Regions from separate parts of the Homo sapiens genome. Here region 1 is linked to region 2. Evidence: chromatin loops called from intact Hi-C (ENCODE). Cell type or tissue: testis. All regions are shown on one strand. Each heading gives the region's core, and the rest is flanking DNA. Links, peaks and the distances in the headings are about the cores only. Region 1 holds the start of LOC124902330 (a long non-coding RNA gene). Region 2 overlaps ASTN2 (astrotactin 2).

The links. Hi-C counts contacts between places; a loop is a spot of excess contacts. Peaks named below come from ENCODE experiments on the same cell type or tissue, not always from the same donor. Only the 100,000 strongest peaks of a DNase experiment are listed, where the experiment ranks them.
Region 1: it touches region 2 in a loop (4-fold over the local background); 1 of 110 quality-filtered maps calls a loop at or near these places.

The regions. Positions count from the first base shown.
Region 1 is chr9:117,429,890-117,441,888 of GRCh38, forward strand. It overlaps LOC105376242 (a long non-coding RNA gene), which reads right to left. Exons shown (of 4, transcript XR_930282.3): 4 at 602-7,865. It overlaps LOC124902330 (a long non-coding RNA gene), which reads left to right and starts at 8,190. Exons shown (of 3, transcript XR_007061904.1): 1 at 8,190-8,343; 2 at 8,447-8,513; 3 at 10,487-10,525. In testis, for the core only: no CTCF peak of the experiment used is centred there; a DNase peak (open chromatin) is centred at 5,982.
Region 2 is chr9:117,368,743-117,380,741 of GRCh38, forward strand. All of the region lies in intron 1 of ASTN2 (astrotactin 2), which reads right to left. Among named protein-coding and RNA genes, the nearest start is that of ASTN2, 40 kb to the right of the region's middle. In testis, for the core only: no CTCF peak of the experiment used is centred there; no DNase peak of the experiment used is centred there.

The DNA.
Region 1 (11,999 bases), core at 2,130-10,129, 61 kb after region 2:
AATTATGCTTCCAAGGCCGAAGCCTCACATTTCTCACCATGAATATTCATTCCCTGTTATCTTTCTAAGGAATGAAAATTGAGTGAAATAGCAACATGCATGTAGGGTGTTGTTGTTGTGTGTGTTTTCTCTTCTTCTATTTTTACCTGGACCAAGGCCAGCCCCTGGCTTGAGACTGTATTTCAGTATTTTTGTAGCTATGATTTGTTTCACTGGGTGTCCATGTGCAGACATCTTAAGTGGAAGATGCTTCAAAAGTCAATAAAATGTAAGTTAAAAAGAAGTGTGTGGGTGGGGGAGCTGAAACAACTCTTTGTAGCTGCTAAATGGTCACAGGTGGAATATCACTTTGACTTAGAGCTTGGCAGCCAGAAATCTGGACGAGGGGATCCAATGCATCTTTTAACAACTGGCATGGAAGATTAGGAGGCTATTGCTAAGTTATCAATAGACGGTGCAGTTTGCTGCTGGAAGTGGTCTTCAATTGACTTCTAAGTGCAGAAGTTACATTTGTACAACAACAGTCAGTATAACCAACTGTAAATGTATATACAATGGATTAGTCTGTTCAGGTTGTCATAACAAAATCCCACAAGCTGGGTGGTTTAAACAACAGAATTTTATTCTCTCACAGTCCTGGAGGCTCGAGGTCCAAGATCAAGGTGCCATCTGGGTTAGTGTCTAGTGAGGGCTCTCTCCCTGGTTTGTAGGTGGCACTTTGTGTCTTCACATAGCCTTTCCTTGGCACATGTGCTCAAAAAGGGGGGGAGAGAAAGGGAGAGGGGGGAGAGAGAAAAGGAGGGAAGTGAAGAGAGAGTGAACAAGAGAGAGAAAATGAGAGAAAGAGAGATAAGAGAAAGATATCTTCTACTTATAAGGTCACCAGCCCCATCAGATTAGGGTCCCATTCTCATGACCTTATTGACTTTTACCTTCTAAAAGCCCTATCTCCAAATACAGTCAATAAGCTTCAACATACAAATTTTGAGGAGGCATAATTCAGTTAATAGCATACAATATAGTCAACTGTCTCTGCCAGCTCTTGTGAAGGCGGCATGGTTCCCGTTGTCACCAAGAAGAAAATAAAAGGCTCATATAATCCATCTATGATGCAATAACTGGCCTATATTTCATGGCTTGGAGTCACAATGTCACCATTGAGAACACCACTCCTGAGGGGGTTGCAGGAATTGGGGGAGGAGTGGAAGAGTGGCAAAAGAATCACATCCTTCAGCAAGTCCATGGGAACAACTAGGGCTAGGGGCTGTGAGCCAGGGGGTTGGCTCCCTTTCACAGGTCTCTGAAAAGTAGGAAGCTTTGCCTAAGTCAGTGATCAGGCAGACAGCTTTGGAGACAGGGGAGGGACCTTGGGGAATTGCTGAATGCTGGTGTGTTCCGGGAGGAAGAGGCACCTAGGTCAGTGGGCTAATGGAGTGCGGGGGAGAGAAAACATAATAGTATGACATATGTTGACATATTAAGACTTCCTAAAATACAGCTCTGATAATGTCATCCACAACTTTGCTCACAAACTGTCAGCAGCTTTTTGGTACCTTTATAATAATGGCATTAACATGCATTAACATGGCATTCATGGCTCGGCTTGCTATGGTTTCAACTAACTCTTGCAGTTTTAAGGGGATGACAGTCATATCTAACATTTAGAGAATGCTTATTTGGGACAGCCACTCTCATGAGCCCTCCACACATAAAAACTCATTTAATTCTGGTAACAAGCCAAGAAGGTAGGAGTTGTGATCTTCATTTTAAAGGTGAGAAGAATGGAGCTCATGGAAGTTCATGACTCAGCCGAGGTCACATAGATAGTAAACACTGGATCTGGGATTCAAACCCAAACAGTCTAACTCCAGAGCAATAATCATAAATATTACATGATATGCTTTTTCATGCACTTTATATGACAGAATCCCTGGCCTGCTCCCAAACATGTTCCATATTTTCTGTTCCTGTAGTGTTCGACCTCATCCCAACCTTATCCCAGTCTCTGCAGATTCCAATACTCATCAATATTCAAGGCGAAATTCAAGGGCAGTTCCTCCATGAAAATGATCTTTTTTCCTTCCACTGTAAGTGGTATCTCTTGATTCAGATCCCACTAAGAGCTTTATCTTTTCTTCTTTTGTGGTGACTGCCATTTGGGGACTGAAAAGAAAATTGATATGGCTGGAGTTCAGTGTGTCAAATGACCATCAGATATGGCAGCACTGCTGTTCTTCTGCAGGCTATGAGTGCTATGCAGGCATGAGACCCATGTCAGCATGCCCCACAATCCCTAGAACAGTGCTCTGCACTTAGGAGTTGTATCTACTGGAATTAGATTTGATTGCAAATAACAAAGAACCAAAATCAGTGAATTGAATAAGACAGAAATCTACTTATCTTTCAAATAAAACAAGTCTACAGATAGAGTAGAATTGTTCTAACAATTCCATGGTCTTCAGGGATCCAGGTGGCTTTCATACTTCTGCTTCTTAGGCCCCAGCGTGTGGGTCTGGTCTTCATGGTCCAAAATGACTGAGTTCCAGCCATCACATGCATGATCTAAGGAGGAGGATGGAGTAAAAGACTTCATGGAAGTGAAACACAACATTTCTGTTTACATCTCATGAATCAGATTTACACAGTTATTCTTAATGACACAGGAGCTGGGTTGTCTTTTGGCCACTTAGTATGGCCTTCCAGGTTAAAATGAGAATTATGTTACTTAAAAAGAAGGGATAAGTATGACCTACTATGATACAAGGCAACTAGTAATCTCAGCAGAGTAGGTCCTAAGGAAATATTTACTTCAACAACTATTTCTTGAAACCTACTTTGTGTCAGTCCCCATGTGAAACACTAAGGATACAGAATTCAACAAGAAAGCCAAGGTCCCTGTTTGTTAAAAGTTTATATTTTATTTGGGAAGTTGAACAATAAAAAGATTACTTACCAAAAATGTATGATAAAGGGTAAAATAGGGTGAGTACAGGTTGCTGTAGGAGCCCTTAATCTATGAGATCTTGACAGATTGCCTAGTGGAATAAATGAATGACTTGAACACAGGATCAAATAAACCCTTCTTTCATTCTATTCTGGTAGGCATAGATGAGCAAGGGAAGACACACAGGAGCTGACGTCTGTTGTTGTTGTAGTTGCTGTTGTTTGAATGTTCCCTACAACACTCACGTTAAAATTTAATTGCCATTGTGACAGTATTAAGAAGTGGGATCTTTAGAGGTGATAGGTTATGAGGGCTCTACCCTCATGAATGGATTAATGCTTTATTTTTAGAATGGGTTATAGAAGCGGACTCCTGATAAGAGAGTAAGTTCTGCCCTTATCTTTCTCTATCTCTTGTACTCACTTGCTTTCTTCTTTCCACCATGGGAGAATGCAACAAGGTCTTCACCAGATGGCCGAACAGATCCAAGTGTCATGACCTTGGACTGTCCATCCTCCAGAACCATAAGCCAAATAAATTTCTTTTCTTCATAAATTTCCCAGTCTGTGGTATCTATTATAGCAGCAGACAATTGACTAAGCCGGAAGTTTTGGATGAAAGAATGTATTCAGATCTACCATATTCTGAATATGGCTGGACTATTTGTTGTATTTTGGACAAATAACTTGATGCCTCCCAAACTTTGTTTTTGTAAAATTAAATTATATTGACTCTTCCACAGGGTTCTGGGGGGATCTGATATAGTATACAGTAGGTTCTCAACAAATATTAGCTTTTTCATTCAAAGCCAAAGAGATCCAGCCATTACCATACAGTGTACCCCCTTTCTATTTTGCTTCTGCCCTTCAACACCAAACCCAGCTTGAAATGAAGCTGAGATTAATTTTTTTTCTTAAGTTGACATAAAGGGGTCTGTCCCTTAATTACTAGTCATTGCCCTTCACACACACACAAATGGTAACCCGCTCAGCCCATCACAGCTTGCCCTTTGAAATACTGAACTAGACATTGAACAGAAAGTATCTGCCAAAAGGCTTCTTTTCTTCACGAGATAAAAGCAACTTGAAATGCATGTAAGTCCCGTGCCCTTGTTAATTAATCAGGATTCGCATTAAAAGCTTAAATGTCTTTGAAGAAGAAAGCTCAGGGAGCTGGAACCTTTTTTTTCTGCTTGGTAGAGGGGAGATGGGTGGACAGGGCAGCCCAAAGAGGTATGTTTGGGGGTGGGGGGAATAGAGGACCAGGACCGATTAACAGGCAAGGAGGAGACAGGTTCCAAAGTAAGAGACCACCATGTTCTTGCAGGTTCCACCCTTCATTAAATAAAAATGCAGGGTTCTGAACTACCAGTGTTTCTGACACAGTTTTCTTACTAATATTCATTCATTCAGTAGGAGCTTATAGTAAAAACTTCTATTCATTCATGCAACACATGATCAGTAGCCTTCCACTAAATGCCAGGTTGTGATACAGTGGTATTCACTACTTATTCAAGACACAGTCCTTACCTTCTCAATGATCTGGCACAGTCACTCTCAAATGGATGTGACTGCCCCCCCAGGAGACATTTAGCAACGTCTGCAGACATTCTTGGCTGTCATAACTGGGGAAGGTGCTACTGGCATCTAGCGGGTAGAGGCCAGGGATGCTGCTAAACAACCTACCATGTACAAGACAGCCCCCGCCACAAAGAATGATTTGGTCCAAAATGTCAATCATACCAAGGCTGAGATACCCTCAGCAGGAGAGATAAACATTTCAACAAGTAATTTCAGTAAAGCATAATAAGTGCCATATTGTAGCAGTAGCAACTAAGTGAGTATTGGGGAAAGCCTTCCTGTGAAGTGATATGTAACCTGAGACCTCCAAGATGAGCCACAGTGAAGGGCTGAGTCTGGCTGGGTGGGGCTGGGTGGGGCAAGCAGAAAGAATGGCATGTGAGGGAGCTCAAAGGCAGGAAGGAGCAAGAAGCCTTGAGAAGTTGAGTGCTTCCTGTAAGTGGAAGGGGAAGTGAGGAGGGCAAAGGGCTTCTGCCTTTGGTGAGGCTGGCAGGCTAATGGGGCTGGAACATGAGGGACTTGTGGCCTGTATTTTGGAATAGGGTTTTGTCCTAAAATGTACTGCAGAGTCACTGAAGGATTTTAAACCAGAAAGTGACATGATAGAAATTTGTTATAGGAAAATACAAATGTATTGTTAGGCACTATTCTAGGTACTTGGGAGGAAATACAAAGATCATCTGTTCCTTGGCAGTCTGATAAGAAAAATAATATGTGCCCTCAAATTGGATCATTGTGATGCAAATTACATGTTAAAAAAAAAAACATTGAGACAGATCAGTTTCCATTTATAAGGCAAGAGGAAATTAGTCCGTTTGGGGATCAAAAGGAACTGGGATCTTGGTGTTGACCAAACTGGGGAGGTGATTAAGAGGCTGTACAGGAGGGAGTTACAGAGCCCAACATTAAGTATGAAGGTACCAAATATAAGGTGAAGCTGGAAGTAGAGAAATAGGTAAAGAAGTTGGCTTTTGCTTAGTACTTAGCTTTGTCCAAACCGAGTGTCTTTCCATTTCTTAAATGTAACAGGTTCTCCTTTGTTGCCTAGATGTATTACTTGGAACATTCTGCCTTTCTAAACAGACTTTCACCTAATTAACACCTTCTCAGCCCATAGATCTCATATATCTCATACTGGACCCTTTTTGAAAATTTCCCTATAAATTCCTTAGTTTGAAGATTGAAATTGTTTAATTGTTTATAGCCTCATTAGGTTCTAATCTTCAAGAGAGCAAAAGACATGAATTATTGTCCATTACCGTACCCCATAATTTAGCACACTCCTAGCAAATAGCAAGTGCTTGGTAACTATGTATTGACTTGGCTGGAAGTTGCAAGGCAGGAGAATACAAATAGGGTGAAATCTAATCTGAGGAATGACTCAGGGTCAGGCCAGAATTTCAGAACTGAGGCTGCAGACTCTAAGAGAGCTGGAATCCTATTTATTGGGTGCCAGCTGAATGCTGTTGGGGTTGGCATGGGTACGGAAAGTTCAAGGCCACATCGACAGAGTGAAACAAGTACACAGATTCAGAAGAAATTAATTCCTTCAGGAGGAGAAAGAAGCCCCAGAAAGCTATGTGAAGAAAGTGGCATTTGACTTGGCTTAATGGACAGACAGGCTTTGGTGTTGCTATTACGTGGCTCTGTTCTCCTTACCTTGGCATGTGTTGATGTGGCAAATTTCTCTCTCCACACCACCATCTGTCAGAGCACAGGTGTGGCAGAATATCACCTGGGTTATACTCTGGGAGTTATACTCTGTGGGTTACCCCCACAGGGGACACCTATTGTGTGCTGTTATGGGCTGGGATCTCCAGGCACAAGCATTCAAAGCACAAAACACCTACAGCATATTCAAAACAGAGTACATTATGTATTCATGATCATGAATAGTGTATGTGTGTGTGGATCCATAAAAACTTGCATTTTGTTCAGGGGCTTAAAGAACTTCCAGAATGAAATCTCATTTCTTCTGCATAGCAATAATATGAGACAGGTGAGAAAGACATTGTTACACTTACATGACAGGTGAGAAAGCAGTGGCATAGAGAGGCTAAGCACCTTATCAAAGGTCACACAGCTATTGTTATGCAACCAGCGATGGAGCTCAGGCCTTTGGTTGCTAATCAATCTAGCCCTTTCTGCCCAGTGTAGATGAACTCTCTAGATTGTGAGAAAATATGTTTGAATGTGTACTGAGAAGCAACTGCCATTAGCTCAACCTACTGTGGAATATTTACTGGGGTCTTACATTATGACCACTTGACACATGAATCATTTTCACTTCAGAATTTTTATGTGTTTGACCTAATGAATTAATTTCTTCAATATAAAATTGAGATTCTTGTATTTTAGTAACATGTCAGTGTCAATTTTATGAATAAACAAATAATCATTAATAACATAAACTTATATTCATCTAAATTTAAAAAGTTAGTTACATACCTGGCTTACCTTGAAATCAACTGAAATCAGTCACTAAGGAACAAAATTCTCCAGAGAAACTGTTTCTTCCTTGAATCTGAATGCTAGGGCATATAATCATAAGGCTAATGTTGAAGTAACTTGGTTAATGGCAACACATATACACATATCTAGCTCTAACTACTTATACAGCTGCTCAAAATCCTTATAAAGCCTTTCAACTCAAACTTGGTGCAAATGCAAACACACTTGCATTCTCCATGTTCCCCTGCCTCCAGTCTTTTTTATTTTTCCTTTTTCATCTTGTCTTCCACCGATTTCTCTCTAAGATGGTTTCTTCTCTGTGATAGTTTCTATGATAAAACTAATGATAAGGCAGGCTCATTAATTCTGAAAAAGAAAGAAGTATAGCTATGTTGAATTAGGTGCAAATTCATTTATGTGGTCTGAAGTCTTTCAGCATCGAATGTTTTCAAGCATTTGTAAAAAGAAGTGTTCTTTTATGACGTTCACGTTGTCTTTACCTTCCACTCTTGCTGCTTTATGCCCACACTCACATACACACATGCTTGCAGAGACAGACGCTGTTCCTACGCAACTTTGCCCAAACAGTGTTCTCCCACAGATAAATCACTTCCTTCCCAAGGAAGCAAATACCTTTGCCACATGGCTGGAGTGGGCGGGGGACTCTTCCTCCTGAAATACTCACCCTGACTGTCAATCATTTAGCACTGAAACAAGGAGAGCCTCTCTGAATGTTGAGCAGCCAAGAGAGCTGCCCACACTGGACATCAATCAGCAGCAGGGCCTGTCCTCAGGGTGACTCCATTTACCAGTTCTGGAATGACTGAAGGGCCTTGCATCAGCAGACAAATCTGATTAGTGGTGGTAGCCATCCAGGCTGACTTTTATGTCTGTGTGAAGAGCAAAGCATGTATGAGCTTCCCAGAGCTAATGTTGAAACTAAGCAGAAGCCTCAGACAGATGAATTATGGCTGGGAGATCCCATGGAGGGCATCTACCTCCTCCTGTATTACTCAAGGGGGAAAAAAAAATCACACACCCATACAGATAACTTGCAAATATATGAATGCTGATAATGTGCTTCCACTATTGCACAAAGGAAGAAAACACATAAATGGGTTAATTAGCTCCTATGCAGAATTTAATTAGAGTGTCTTTGTTCACTCTGCTTCAGCCAGAATCTCAATTATCCATCCCTGTTTCCAGGATTTTTGAGCATGGACGTAAATTTTCACTTGGAGCTTCCCATCTGAAGCTTGGGGGTCTCAGCCGCCTTCCACATGGCAACAGTAGCCGATTTCAACATAAAATTTTGATTACTTTGAAGTCATCCCATTATTACAGAGAACTCTTTTCAGCACTCAAAAGGTATTCTACATTGCACCTCCCCTACACGTGTTTAATAAACTGGCTTTTAAAAAGTTCAGAATGGAGCTAGGGCTAAGAATTCTGTGATTTTTTTTCCCCATAGGATGAAACAATGATAAGTGACCTTGATTGTGTAATAACTCATTTAACACCCACAGCAGTCCTCGAAGGTAGGTTTTATTGTTGTTATTATTATTATGAGCATTTGCTAAATAAAAAAGAGTAAGTCACACCAAGGCTAAGGGATTTGCACGAGGACTTGAGCCCAGGTATTCTGGATTCTGAGTCCACATTCTTCATCATTAATATGATTATCATTAATATGATTAAGAGTGCTCCTATGTCTCAATAATAAATATTCTCTTGTGAGAAAGCCAATACCAATTCTATGGAAATTGTACATTTTAAAAATTAATTCTTTTGATAGGAATGACATTATTTAGAGCTATTCTGATTCCAAATAACACAAATCAGACACATACTTATATGAAAGGGGAAATTTTTTATGAGATTGGGGGGATAGTTCTTGAGAAACTCAGGGCAGGGAGTGCAGCTAGACCTCAGAAACAAAGGATGCTAGAAATAGGAACAGCATCAGGAAGGCCCTATCCTTCCTCCTTATTTCTTTCTACTATCATTGGTGCCTGCTTTTTTTTTCTTTCTGTTAACAAAGTTGCATCTTCCAAGTCTCCATTTTACAGGGGGAAAAACACATACCCTCAGGTTCTGAGCTTTATTTCCTGTACTCTAGGATCCAAAGAGAGATTAGTCCAAGATTTGCTCCTCATATGTCCAGAGAGCCCAAAAAGAAAAATGATGATGATAATGATAGCTACCACTGAGGCCCTTGGGGAGGATAGCCATATTGATTTGTGTGTCTGGTGTTTGGAATAGCCCCTCTGCAGCTCACATGTAGGTGCTGCTGTGTTTCAAAGTACAAGCATCGCAAGGGTCTCTCAACCTTATTGAGCCAGTAAGGAACTTCCCTGGGCTTTTGACAAATCTATAAGTGCTTTCCAGGATTTGATACTTGCAACAACATTGAGGAGCAGACAAGGTAAGTACATTTACCATTTTTTTTTTTTAACAGATGAGGAAACAGAGGTCACCTAGAGAGGGAATGTTTCTTACCCAATTTTTCACTGCTAGCAAGTGACAGAGCTCTTAGTCAATGGCTCTTTATACAACTAAATCAAAATTCAAAATACAGCTTTTAGTCATGGTCCACCCTACATTAAAGAATCCAATAAAAGTACACCTGATTTGAAGATTAGGAGACAGATCTCCAGACTTCTGGTCTTGCCATAATTTTTTTTCCCACATTCCTAAGGAGTCTGAAGCACACATTATTTTAACAGCTCAGTATTTGGAATTTAACTTTTTCCTAGAATCATTGCTTCTTGGTACTGAACACATATAATTTTCTTTTATTATTTTCTACTTGGCTCCTAGTTTTGCTTGCCAAGTTTGGATTATGAAAAAGTGGCCAATGTTGTAGATGTCAAAGCTTTGAATGTTCAGATTATCCATATAGAAGCCATGAGTTCTTTTGTTCCTTCCCTACCTTCTTAAAGAATATTTCCTCCATTCGACAACCTATCAATCACTGTCATCAATTAATACATGTGGATACCCACTCCTTGGAGATTCACACTGCTCCTGCTCTCTATAGGGGCTCCTTCAACACATTTCCAGGGAAATTAGAACAGATCTCTTGGGTAAATGGTGTCCTACAAATCATGAATATGTAGTTAACCAGCTGTACTGCATCTCACACTCTAAGGCACACAAAGTTGGTTTTAATTCTGCATTTAAAACAAGAGAGATTCAGGTTGAATCTAAAAGAGAACATCTTGATCATCCAAGGGAAAAATACTGGCAGGATCTACTCAATGAAAATGTTGCTTTTTTGTGTCTAGAAACCTGTATTAGTGCTGGCTCTTGTGGTACTCAGCTTCCAGGTGGCCCCCAATGATTTTCACCTCCTGGTATTCATGCCATTGTATAGTCCCCTCCCACCATGAATATGGATGATCTGTGTAACCAATAGGATATTACAGAAATGATGGCGTTTGACCTCTGAGGCTAGGTCATAAAAGACATTGTGGCTCTCACTCTAGTTTCTCTTGTATTCCTTGTTTAGAAAAAAGCCAGCTGCCATGTCATGAAGACATGAAAGCAGCCCATGAAGAGACCCATATGGGGAGAGCCAAGGACGCCTGGTAACAGCTAGCATCAACTTTTAGAAATGTGAGTGAACTACCTTGGAAGTGGACCTTCCAGCCCCAGTCTAGTCTTCAAATGATGATAGCCCCATCTGATATCTTGCCTTCAACTGCATGAGAGATTCTGAGCTACAACCACTCAGCTAAGCTGCTACCAAATTCCTGACCCATATAAACGGTGAGATAATAAATGTCTACTGTTGTTTCAAGCCACTAAATTTACAGGCAATTTGTTATGCAGCAAAAGATTATCAATACAGCTTTAAAATCCTATTCTGCCTATATCCCACCTTAGAGCAGCTACATTTACATAACCCCTAATGCATGAGCACAGCTGAGCTATGTGCCATGTGCCCAGCGAGCTCTTCAGCCTGACCACAGCTGACTGGAACAGGCAGCTGGACCCAGACACAATAGACTAGGCCCAGTAGATTCCCCTTTCAGGAGTTTGGGTTTGAGTAAATGGAAGACGGAGTCAGCTACTGCTGGGCACTGCTTCTGAAAAAGCAATGAAGAGTTGGGGGCTGTGTCAGCCATCATGATTTGGAAAAGCAGAGGGCTATGAATACCTGTGACTGTGGAAGAAGGAGCAGAGGCACAGACAGGAGAGAAAACAAATGTGAATGTAGCTTTGGGTCCCAGTGGCTTCTCAGTGCCTCTTCACAGGGGACTTGACACTAACTCTGAACTGCTCAGTCTCTAAGAAGTTCCAAACTTTATGATTTACACCAATCTGAGTTACACCCACAAAGACCTCTGACCCATAAGCACTTTCCAGGGTCATTTGATAATCACCTTTCCAAATGTTTAGGTATTTACCTGGAAGAATGAAGGGTTCTGGACTTGAGCTCTTAAGAAGTAGTGTTTCGTGGAGGAAATAACATACGTTCTTTGCCATCACTCCATTTTAAAGCTGAAGAATCACTCAGAGAAAGTGGCTTGCACACAGTGCTATGGTGATTTAAAGAAGTAATGCTCTCTCCCTGGTACCAAATAAGAACACAATTAAGAAAACTGTCTTCTCTAGACTTGTGTTCATTCCTTTCTGCTACTAACAAGCTCAAGATCAGAGGAGATTCATGCAGGTTTAGAACAATGTTCTTTTTAGTCTGAACACCATGACTTGCTATGATGAATAGCTGAAGCGGCAGGTTCTAGGAGATACAGGCACATCCCTGCATTGCTTATTGATGTGACCCTATCTCATAGAGAGGACACATCCTCGAGGGGCCCTGCATTGGCTTACACATTAATTTGGTACTGAGACTGAGCCCTCTGTGTGCAGAGGAGCCCTGGTAAGGAGCCTTTAGCTTCCATAAAAGAATAATGCTAAGTACACATTTTATGTGCCAGCCTCCTGCTCCAGACAGATCTCACAAAAAAAGAATCTTTACAGGTGAAAAGTGGCAAGAGCTCCCTTTGCTTTTCATT
Region 2 (11,999 bases), core at 2,330-10,329:
TATAAAAATAACATACATTTTTAACATGTTGGTTTATAAATATAAAAATCCCATTATCACAAAGCCACAGTTGGCCAAGTCCCCACTGACAAAGGATTACTGTGCCTTTAACACAGTATGAAGAACAATCATTTATAAGCTTAAGGAACGCCCTGAACCTTGATTGCAGGTGTTGGCACAGAATAGTTCTGCTTGAACTTAGGTCAAGTAAAACGGGGTAAATTGATCTAAATCATCATTTACTTAAGGGAAACTAAAGTGTTGCTAATGAAGATAGAAAATCTTACAACAAACACAAGATAATACTTGCCAACAAAAGCACAGGCCAGCCTGGATTAACAAATTCTCTAAGTGTTTTTCCCCATCATGGCTATTTGTTAAACCTGGAAGAGTGCTATTCAAATGCAAAGCTCTTCTACTTGTTGTTAATTATATTATTTTCTTTTTCTAGGCACCAGTGATCCTGATTGCTCTTGGAACCTCTTGGGAAATAAGCCTCCATGTAACATGATTATAATGATTCATTATATTTGGGTAGGTTTTGTAGCTTAAAAGTGCTTTTCCATCTATTTTTAATATTATCATTATTAATAATAATAGCTACCATTTATTGTGTGCTTTTCAGGGGCCAGGCACCATTCAGTGAACAGCAAACACAGTATCTCTACTCTTTACGATAACCCTGCAAGGAGGTTGCAATACCCATTTCATATGGTAGAAAACTGAGGCTCCTACAGGTCAAATAGCCTGCCCAAGATCATATAGACCCTGCCTGCCTGACCCCACAATCCAGGCCATTTTTGCTTTAAGTATGACATATTATATGATCTTAAAGTCATCTGTCTACTATCTATTATCTGTCATTCTTTTAGACTAAACACTCTTTGAAGGCAGAAACTATATCCTGTTCAGAGTCATAATCTCACTACCAAGCACAGTCCCTGGGACACTGTAGGCACTTGATGAATACTTGCTAAAAGAATAAATGAACACATGAGTAAGTGAGTGAAGTCTTATAGGTTCTTCTACTGAGGCAGGAAGATCATTTGGTACTTTTCCTGTTAATAAACTGGGATGCAGAGGCTTTAACAAGAGAATTGATTTCCCTAAGGGCACACACTGTTAAGCATTAGAGGAGGAACCCCATCCACACCCTTCTAACTTCTGGTCTTTTGGGGATTCCACAGGCCCAGGTTGCCTCTTTATTACATTAAAAAAAAATTCATATTTGTCATGGCACGCTAGTTAACAAGCGATGAGCGGGAAGCTACAGGTTGGCCCTAAGTCCAGGTATATTACCCACCTCCCTCCACACTGCCACCCTTCTATTAACCCCACTTGGAAGCCCATGAATGATTATGAATATAAATGTGAAGGCTCCTCCTTTGAGGTAGATGAGGGCGGGGAAAGAGAAGATGGAGAACAGACAATTCAGACAGCCAAATTCAATTTGAGGGAATTTGGTTCAGTGCTTTCCATTAACAACACTCAACGAAAAATATAATTCCCAGGACAAAAGAAGAAAAGGGAAAAAACAACAAAAAACAAAAGCAACTTTTCATCATGCACAGTCAATGGAAAACAAATCAATCACCCTGTTTCTCCCTGGCCCAGCAATGCCTCGGTGAACACCAAAGGCACACGGCCTCTAAGCTGTTGTTGAGTCCTCAGGGTGGTACTGGGAGAAAGAAGTATCTGAAAAAGAAATAGATGGCCAAAAATGTCATCCATGTTCTAGCCTTCTTCAATCTTCCAAAGAACATGTTACAGTTTAGAAAGCACTTTACCTAATTCAGTCATCTGATACTCACAAAACCTTTTTAAAGTAGGTACTATTATAGCTCCTATTTTATTAAATATAAACAAGAAAATGAGTCAGAGTAATTAAGTAATCTGCTTAAGATCAGGCAGCTAATAAGTGTCCAGAAATTAAATTCAGGTTCCTTTAACCCCCACATGTCAAACTCTTTTTTTTCCCCCTAGAGACAGAGTCTTGCTCTGTTGGCCAGGCTGGAGTGCAGTGATGAAATCATAGCTCTCTCAATGCAGCCTCACACTCCTGAGATCAAGTCATCCTCCCACCTCTGCCTCCTAAGTAGCTGGGATACAGGCATGAGCCACAACTCCTGGCCTAAGCTTAAATTCTACATTATCAAATGCCCCCAACAATCCCAAGGGAGGGCAAAAACTAAACCCAGTTGGATGTCCCTACATTATTAAATAACCACAACAATCTGAAGGGAAGGCCAAGACTAAATCCAGTTGGATGTCCCTACCTTATCAAATACCCCCAACAGTCCCAAAGAAGGGCCAAAATTAAACCCAGCTGGATGTCCCTACTTCATCATATACCCAAAACAATCCCAACAGAGGGCCAAGACTAAACCTAGCTGGATGTCCCTACATTATCAAATACCCATAACAATCCTAAGGGAGGGCCAAGAGTAAACCCAGCTGGATGTCCCTACATTATCAAATACCCATAACAATCCCGAGGGAAGGCCAAGACTAAATCCAGTTGGACATTCCGCACACAACTGGGGATTTTTCATTCCAAGTCAAACTCATCCCAACATAAAAACTAAAAGGGTCTATATATTTTTAATATGGTAACATCCCTCCCTGCCTTGCCTCCCTAATCCAAGCAAAACTTGAACAAAAATAGCAAGGCCTCAAATTCTCGTAGTGCTATTCCTGTAAAGTGTCCTTTCACCTGCTGACAGCCAGTTGGGGAGCAATGTTTCCAAGGAATGTTTCCAAGGAAGTTAAAAACACAAACTTAGGAGCTGGATAACGTGGATTTGAATCCCATCTTCCCCCCAATAGTTGTGTGACCTTCAGCAAGGCTCAGAATCTCCTTGTGCCTCAATTTCTTGATCTGTAAAGTCAGAATAGAGTCACATCTCATCTCATAGGGTTGTCGTGAGGATTAATAATACCTGAAGCACTTAGTGTCTGAAAGATGGAAAGCATTTCATAAAATTGTTATTATTGCTAGGTGTCAAAGCACTGATGGATCATCAGTGGATTTAGGATGCTAAATTAAGGAGGCTCCTGTAGAGTGTAATTTTCTCATTCTACAGAGGAAATAACTGAGACTCAGAGAGAAGAAACCCCACCCGCCACCTTTCACACAGGTTCATTCAGAGAGCCAGTGATGATCTCCTACACCCAGGCAGGGCTCTTCGTCTGCCTTGCATACCTGTCTCAAAGTTCTTGCATTTCAGGAGCATTCACCCGAAAGGAGCTTCCCTTCTCTCATTTGTGAGAAGTGGTAGACTGGTCCTAACTGAGTAGGGTTTGCAGGGAATCTTTAACACTACTTGGCAAAGTAGATACTGATATTTCTAGTGCCTTGTTGAGCATCCTCAATATAGAAGCTGTAAGAGGCCCGACTGCAGTCCCCGAGGCCAGTGTGTGCACATTAGCATCCAGTCAATGCAATGACTCAAAGGGTGATTATGTCCTTGGCACATTAGCCCTGCACCTGCCTCTTCCTCTCTCTTTCCAATGCCCTTTGATCATTTACTGGCTCATTGAATCTTCCCCCAGAGGGTGAAGAAGGAAGAAGGAGCCTAAGTCAATGATCAGTCAGATATTGGTACTAGTTAGCAAGTCTTACCAAACCTTCTGATGCAATGGCTAGATCTGCACTCCTGGACCCCATTCATATGGCCATTTGAGAGGTGAGGGATGTTTCCATAATCACAAGCTAGAATCCTGAATTGGAAGGCTTCAAATGCTAATGCTGCTGCCTATTAGCTATGTATATTTAGGTAACTCACTTCATCTCACTGAGCCTCAGTTTCCTTTCATCTGCAAACTGGATATAATAACAGTACGTAATTCAAAATGTTACAAGAATTAAATGAGATGATAAATACAAAGCATACAATACAATAAAATGCCTGGCACATAGCAGGTTCTGAATACATGATATTGAATTAATTTTATCTATTATTAATAGATTTAAAAATTTTTAAATATGTTCTGGCTAATCTGTGCACCAAACCCTTAGGGTTTGCAGCTTGTCACTTTTTCCCTGCTAACCCCTGGATGGTGTTGGCTGCAGGGAGGAATCCTTTGCAAATTCCTCAAGCAGATTCTTGTTTGTAAGCACATTGGAACAAAGAGGAACAAAATAAAAACTTGGATTTGGAACCGGAATATTTCTACTTGATTCTCGTGGTTCTAACACTTCTTAGATGTAGCATCATGTCTGGTAAGTCACTGAACTTCTCTGAGACTCAGTTTTCTCATTTCTACATTGGGGATGATGGTGCTCCCTGATTTGCCACCTGAAAGTGAGCATGGGGCAAGGTTCATTGCTGTCATTCGCATCATTGTTATTAGAGGAACACACTCATTATTATTGAGGGCTAAGTATGAGCCACGCATTTAAAATTTATCTAATTTTATGCCCATACTGAAAAGTCAGTGTTAATTATTCCATTTACAGATGCAGAAATTATGGCTTATAAACAAACTCCTTAAAAGACTTCTATAGATTTTTGTGATACCCATCTGCTTAAACTCCGTTAAGTCTTGCTTGTGTTCCACTGGCTGCTAAGATGCTTTTTAATGACATTTTATTATTTGTTATTTGAGAACATGTTTATCTGTGTGAGGTGCTCAAGCCAAGGAAAGGGTTATCTTTATTTTGGCTTCCCTGGTACCACCCAGGGTGCCTTGTATTTAACAGATACCAGTAAACTATTATCCATTGTAGTAGAAAACTTCAAGGTCAAACTAAGGGATGCAGACCAGTGAAATATGCTCTTGTAATGTGAGGAACATCCATTCAGAAAGGCCTCTTTTGAAGGGGAAATGTGATTATAGAGATGCAGAGATTATCAAGAGTTCATAGAAGGAACCCAGGTGGGAAATCAGACAGCAAACTGGAACATATTCCTGCCTTCATAATGAGGGAGAAAGGAAATTAGTGATGATTCTAAGGTGGCAAAGGTCCTGATCTCATCTTTTATGATCTGTATTTTGCCAGAAAAAGAAAAGAAAAGAAATGTGGACAATTAGGAAGTAATTAAGATCTCACAGAAGTATCTACGACAGAAAGCAGTTAAGGAAATACTTAGGGATTTGGGGGAAAACACAAATTAGCAGGTTGGACAGCACATATCCTAACATGTTCCAGGGAAGAGCTAATAGAGTTACTGAAGCACTTAATGATTATTTCTGAGAAGTCACTGAAGAACAGCAGCAGAACATACGCTTAAATTTTTTACAACATCAAATGTCATATTGATCTTTTAGACAGAAGGGGAAAAATACATGAAATAGAAGCTTTAAGAATGAAGAAAGTGGGGGAAATACTTGCAACTGTTATGTGGCAGATATTTTCAGATATAGCAACCCATTCAATCGTCCACTTGTAAGCCAGCCCTGGATTCTTCCCATTTTCCAGACTAGGAAGCAGGGCTTAGGATGGGGAAGCAAATCATCCAAGACAGCCACTAATCATTGCTCGAGCTGGGATTCACCCCAGTCTCTGCCTCATGCTGGCAGGACCCATGTCTTGCCATTTTTATTGCTCTTCTATAACAAGGATTAACAAATTGGACACAACCCAGGAAAACAAAAGAATTATGAGGCTGCATAAGGGCAGGGTTAAAAAAAAAAAAAAAAAAAAAAAAGCACAGATCGCAGCCCGCAAACATGAGAGCTTTTCAATAGAATTACAAAGACAATGGATGAAAAGATCACAAGATGACTTAATCTGGACCACAATAACTCAAAAATGTTTCTCACAAAATTAATTCAAATGGACTGGGAGAGGCTGCATAGCTGCAAGGCTTGAAAATTAACTCAAAGGCAGTAAACAAAGAATAATGATGGAAATAATTCAAATACAAAAGAAGGCACCAAGTCTGGTAGAGCTCAAAGCCCCTTGCAATGTCATTTTATTAATCCTCCTGGCAAATTGACAATGCAGCAGGACTGGGAGAGGTATAGTCTTGCTGAATAAAGCCTCATTTTGAGACCTGGGGTTAACAGAAGTAAGGTACAAATAAGGGCTAGTTTCTCACCAGGAGCACCTACCAAAGGAAAAGAGGAGCTGTAGGCATTGCATGAAGGAGAAATAATCCAGGTTGACCAGAAGCCTGACTATCTGGACAAACCGAATACTGTCAACCCAGAATTGAAGACCCATCATTTCAGATCCTGCTCAGCTTCTGTGGTTCCCCACCCTGTCTTTTTCCAGTTGACTCAGCTACCAAGATCATCTTTAGAACCAATCCTTCTTCCTCTGGATCTCCCTAATCCCAAATCCTTACCTAGACTGGGGTTTACTTAGTTAGTACTAGATCAAATTCCCTCCCAGCACGTTCAGTTTCAACAAGAAACATCCTCCTGTACATGTATGCACCACACACTGTTAGTTTGTAAGGACAGAGAGATGGACAAGGGAAGAGTCCTTGGCCTGCCCTCTAGGGCTCAGTCTGGAGGGAAATGTCTGGGCCAGAGTTTGCATGGTATATTCATTTAACCTTGCCTGAATTTGTGTTTGGAAGGTCATCATCCTTCACAAAAGTTCAAGTTTATTCTCCAAGGGTCAAAGAGTTAACAAATACCACAGTCCAGCATTCAAAACTCTGTCTCTCTGGCACAAAAGCCCATGTTTTCTCCATTTGACTACACAAAGCTCATCAAAGCCTTCCACAACCAATGTCTGTACCACCAGTTCACAGTCGTAGGTCAAGGAAAATAATAACTTCCACGAGCAAGCATTTATTTTGTGCCAGGAATTTTGTTTAACACATGATCTTATACAGTCCTCATAAATCCTATTAGAGTCATCATTAACCACGTATTGCACGTGAGGAAATGGAAGTTCAAGAAGGAAAAAGTGAAACACAGCTTGCAAGTACAGAAGCAGGAGATTCAAGCTCAAGTCCATCTGCCCTACAGACTTTAAGCCCACCACTTAGTGAGGATGTGTGTGAGTTTCCCATTGCTGCTGTAACGAATGACCACAAACTTAGTGGCATAAAACAGTGCAAACAGTTTTGCAGGTCGGAAGTCCAAAGTGGGCTTTTGTGGGGCAAAATCAAGGTGTCAGCAGGGCTGCATTCCCTTCTGGAGGCTCTTGGGGATAGCCCCTTTCCTTGTCTTTTCCAGCTCCTAGAGTTTCATTCCTTGTCTCCTGGCACCTTCCTCCCACTTCAAAGCCCTCAAGTCTCTCTGTATGTCTATCTTCACATCCCCCTCGATGAGTCTAATGCCACTGCCTGATTCTTATAAGGACACAGTGATTACATAGGGCCCACCTAGATAATCCAGTATAATCTTTTCATCCCAAGATCTTTAACCTAATCACATCTACAAAGTCTCTTTTTCCATATGGCATAGAATATTCACAGGTTAGTAAATTAGGATATGGACATCTTTGGGGGACCATTATTGAGCCCACCACAGGATGGCAGAAGCACACTTAACTGTAGTAGAAACCCTAATAAGCTCATTTTGCTAAAGAAGACACTGAGGTTCATAGAGGTAAAGTGAGTACTTTGGGACATGTGTAAGTGGCAAGATAGGAATCTGAACCCAAACTAGTACAATATCAAACTCCATTTTCTCCCCTTCCCATAGTATGTCGCCTCCAGGAAAATGTCAGACAGATAAACCATTTGGCACTTTCAAATGGATAAATGGCCAATTCAAAATGAATAATCCTTATGAATGATTTTAAGACAGATTTGGTGATTCTCTGGGTTGATGGGAGTAGTTGTAGGTGATCTGCCACTTTGCATTTTAGGAAATACCAAGAAATATTTAGGGGTTAGCTGAATGTTGATAAGTGTGACAAAAGGCAAAATTTTTCCTTCTCAGCAGCCAGGCAAAGCAGGATTTGTGGGAGGAGCGAAGCCTGAGCTAAATAGACTAGATATGGATTCAAGCTCCAGATCTTCTGACTGTAGTCACAACCAGGCTGTGTCACATTTCTGGGATCAGTTTCTGAACTGGAAAATCGGGGCTATGATGTTTTCTTGGGAAGAAAAAATGAGATAATGCCTGTGTGGTGTCCAACATTGCATCTAGCACATCATAGGAGCTCAATAAATGGTAGGCATTTTTATTTTCTCTCCTCTGTCCTGATTTCAGGTTTTAGAGTAAGAAACAAAGACATCTGGCCTTTGTTTGAAGACAGACCGCTAGCTGTGCAACTAATCTTTAAAAAAAAACAACCACTCCCTTCTCTTGCCTATGCTCAAGGTACAGCTGAGAGCTTAGAAACTCCAGGCAGACAAACGAAGGAAGGCAGGTGGATAAAGGAAAAGCTCAGCCATCCATCAGACCAAGAGGGGATAAATGCAATGCATTATTCAGGGAGTTCAGTGGTGGGCCTCTGCTAGGAATGGATGAGGGAGTTGGAGAGGTCTTTTGAACTCCTCGGGATTTGGCCGAAAGCCGAGAGAGGCCAGATGCCACAGCACCTATTAGTCAGCTGTTGGCCAGCCCTTGGCGATCCACTGGGACTGTTTCAGGAAGCCCAGGGCTCTGAATAGGGCAGGAGGTTAACCAAGCCACCTCCCCATTCTGCAAAGCCTTTTCTAAAACCCTGTTTTGGAAGCTATGCAGGCACTAAACTGCAGGAAACCAGGCAGAGAAGGCCCTTGGGGCAGGACCCGCCTCACCTGTAAACAGAATTGCTAATGGCTTGCAGAGGGTGGTTTGACTGGTGATGGACAGCATCCTGAACCCATAAACGTCCCATGCATTTGTTGCCATATCTAAAATTACACCTTGACTCTCTGAGTGTAAATTAGGATCGCTTTTTAAGAGGGCATTTCAGCAATATCTATGAAAATTAAAAAGTCCATATTTTTGACCTCATAATACTGCTGCTGAGTAACTTACAGAAATGCACATGGCAAGAAGCTATATATAAATATATATATATAATATATACACAAAAAAGTTCACTGTAGCATACTTTTAATAACATAAATGTCCATCAATAGGAAATAAATTATAGTAATCAATACTACAGAATAATGTCATTACAAATAATGATATGGATCCAAATATTCTAATGTTGAAAGATTTCCAATCATTTTAAAGTAAAAAACAAAGATACACATACAAGTGTCAAAATAATAGCGCAATGATTCTGTATTGGAGGAAATGACAGATGCATATTTGGATTTATCCATACATGTGGCTATAATTAAAGAGAAAAATAAGTGAGAAGAATAAACACCCGTTACCAGTGATAGTCTCTGGGTAGGAAAGTGAGAAAGGGGATGCAGAATGGAACTATCACTTTCTACCCCACATGATTTTGTTGCGTTTATATTTTTATAAAAGGAATGGCTTTATATGTTAATTCTGTAATTTTGAAAAGTATAAATTAAACAATGAAATTCATTTCCACAGGTGATGAGAACAACAAAAGGCTTGGCAGGTAGGTTCACATCATCATTTCTCAGATGGGAGAGCAGACAAGACAGAAGAAGAGACCTGTCTAACATCACAGAGTGGGGTCAGGGAGTAGATCCAGGGCTCCTGGTACCTAGTCCAGAGTGTTTCCACCATCTTCAAGGTCTAGATCTTTGGGTGTCCATGTTATGGAGGCAGATTTCCACTGGATAGCAGGGGAACTTTATATGACACAATACCTGGGAATAATGTGTTGTGGTGGTCTTGTTCAGGATGCTATCTCTGCCACTGGCTGGCCTGTGGCCTCGGCCAAGTTGCTTTTCCACACTGAGCCTTTGACTCCTTATTTGCAGTATGAAGAAAACACCATTCTCAGGGAGACATTACGAACATCAGTTGTTCCCTTTCCTCCTTTTCAACAAACACATATCCACTGCCCCCTTCTTGGGAAAAGGTGGGAGAAAACCAGACTGAGTGTGTCTTAAAACTAGGGGTTCAAGTTTCTGCTCTGTCCTTGACCCACCAAGGCAGTGTTTAAGAACCTCTGGAAACCTTCTCCACACTTTATCCCTCCCAAATTCTCTGAATACCTTTGGGTCCTTCCTACTCATCAAGGGGAAAAGTAAATATGTCTTAGATATGTTTTAGATCTGTGTCCCCACCCGAATCTCTTCAACTGTAATCCTCAGTGTTGGAGGTGGGGCCTAGTGGGAAGTGATTGGATTCTGGGGACGGATCCTTCATGAATGGTTTAGCACCATCCCCTTGGTGCTGTTCTAGGGATAGCGAGTTCTTACAAGATCTGGTTGTTTAAAAGTATGCACCACCTCCTCCTTTGCTCTCTCTTGCTCCTACTCCTGCCGTGTGAGACGTCATGCTCCCTCTTTGCCTTCCACCATGATTGGAAGCTTCTAGAGGACTCCTCAGAAGCAGAAGCTGCTATATTTCCTGTAAAGCATGCAGAACTGTAAGACAATTAAACCTCTTTTATTTATAAATTACCCAGCCTTTGGGGTACTTCTTTATATCCATTTGAGGACAGACTAATGCAGTCTTTGAGTCAAACTGCTGTCATCAGAAATAAAGAGTTTGATATGCTTCCCCACCACGACAGTCTAGAGCCGGGCGTAGGCAGCGAAAAAGGCTTGTGAGGCAAGACGCCCCTTGCAGGAGCAAAGGGACCCGGTGTTCATTTCGGCTGGTGAGGAGAGTTACTAAACTACCACCCACTGACTCAGGGAGAACTAGCCCCAGGTTTATGTAGAAGAGGCAGCCTTGACAAGGTGAAGTGATGGTGACTGGCTGGCTCCAAAAATCTCTCTCCAGTCATCCTGCCTTAGATGACTGGAACTCCACCCTTAATCCTTCCAGTTAAGCCTTCGAAGGCCTCCATTAGCAGTGTAAATGTTTCTCTTGGGAGGAATAATAAAATGTAATTGAAGTAAACAAACATTTACTGAGTTTGCTTCAAACCAGGCACTTGTGAGCCATGGCAGGGTGTCCAAGGATGAATAAGATGCTATCCTGTCCTCCAGGAGCATGTAGATCATTAGAAGCACTGAGATGTATGCCAAATTACTTAAAACGAGAGAGAAAATTCAAAAGAAGATAAAATAAGAAGAAAGTTCCATAATTGTTCTCTCATCTATATATTTTATCAGAGCTGGATGATAGGATTTATCACCTTGGGGAATTTCCATTAACATGGCTGAAAAGTTTGTACTTTATTTGGAATATAATAGATAGCTATGGATATTTTCTGGGTGAAGGGGAGGGAGTGGCATATTTTTTAAAATAGTACTTTACAAAGATCAATCTGACAACTCTGTAGAAGATGGATAAGAAGAATCAAGGCAAGAATCAGGAGAAAAACATGAGACACTAATGTGAAAGGTTTTAGAGAACGAGAAACAACAGGATGTGAGAGGATATAGCAGGAGAAGGTGGGCTCTGAAAAAGATGAAGGGATCCATTTATGTTTTTACTCCACAGTACTTACTTCAGGCAAGGCACCGTGCTGGAATCTGAAAATACAATAGAAGGGTTCTACCTTCCTTGAGCTTAGAGTTGAGTGTGGTGGTCACATAGTAATCGAGCATCATAAAAACAAACGTATAACTCACAAAGCATGATAAGTTTTCTGGAGAAAGAGATCACAGGATGCTATAAAAGAATGATGACCAGGCCAGGCATGGTAGCTCATGCCTGTAATCCCAGCACTTTGGGAGGCCAAGGTGGGCAAATCACGAGGTCAAGAGATCAAGACCATCCTGGCCGACATGGTGAAACCCTGTCTCTACTAAAAATACAAAAATTAGCTGGGGGTGGTGTTGTGCGCCTGCAGTCCCAGCTACTCGGGAGGCTGAGGCAGGAGAATCACTTGAACCCAGGAGGTGGAGGTTGCAGTGAGCTGAGATCACACCACTGCACTCCAGCCTGGCAACAGAGCAAGACTCAAAAAAAAAAAAAAAAAAGATAACCTGCTCTGGTCAGGGGTGGGGCTGCTGGGTACATCTTCTTTGACTGAAGTGATATATGATGTGGGTCTAAAGGATAGGTAAGCATGAACTAGGCAAATGAGGTACCACTTCACCCCACTA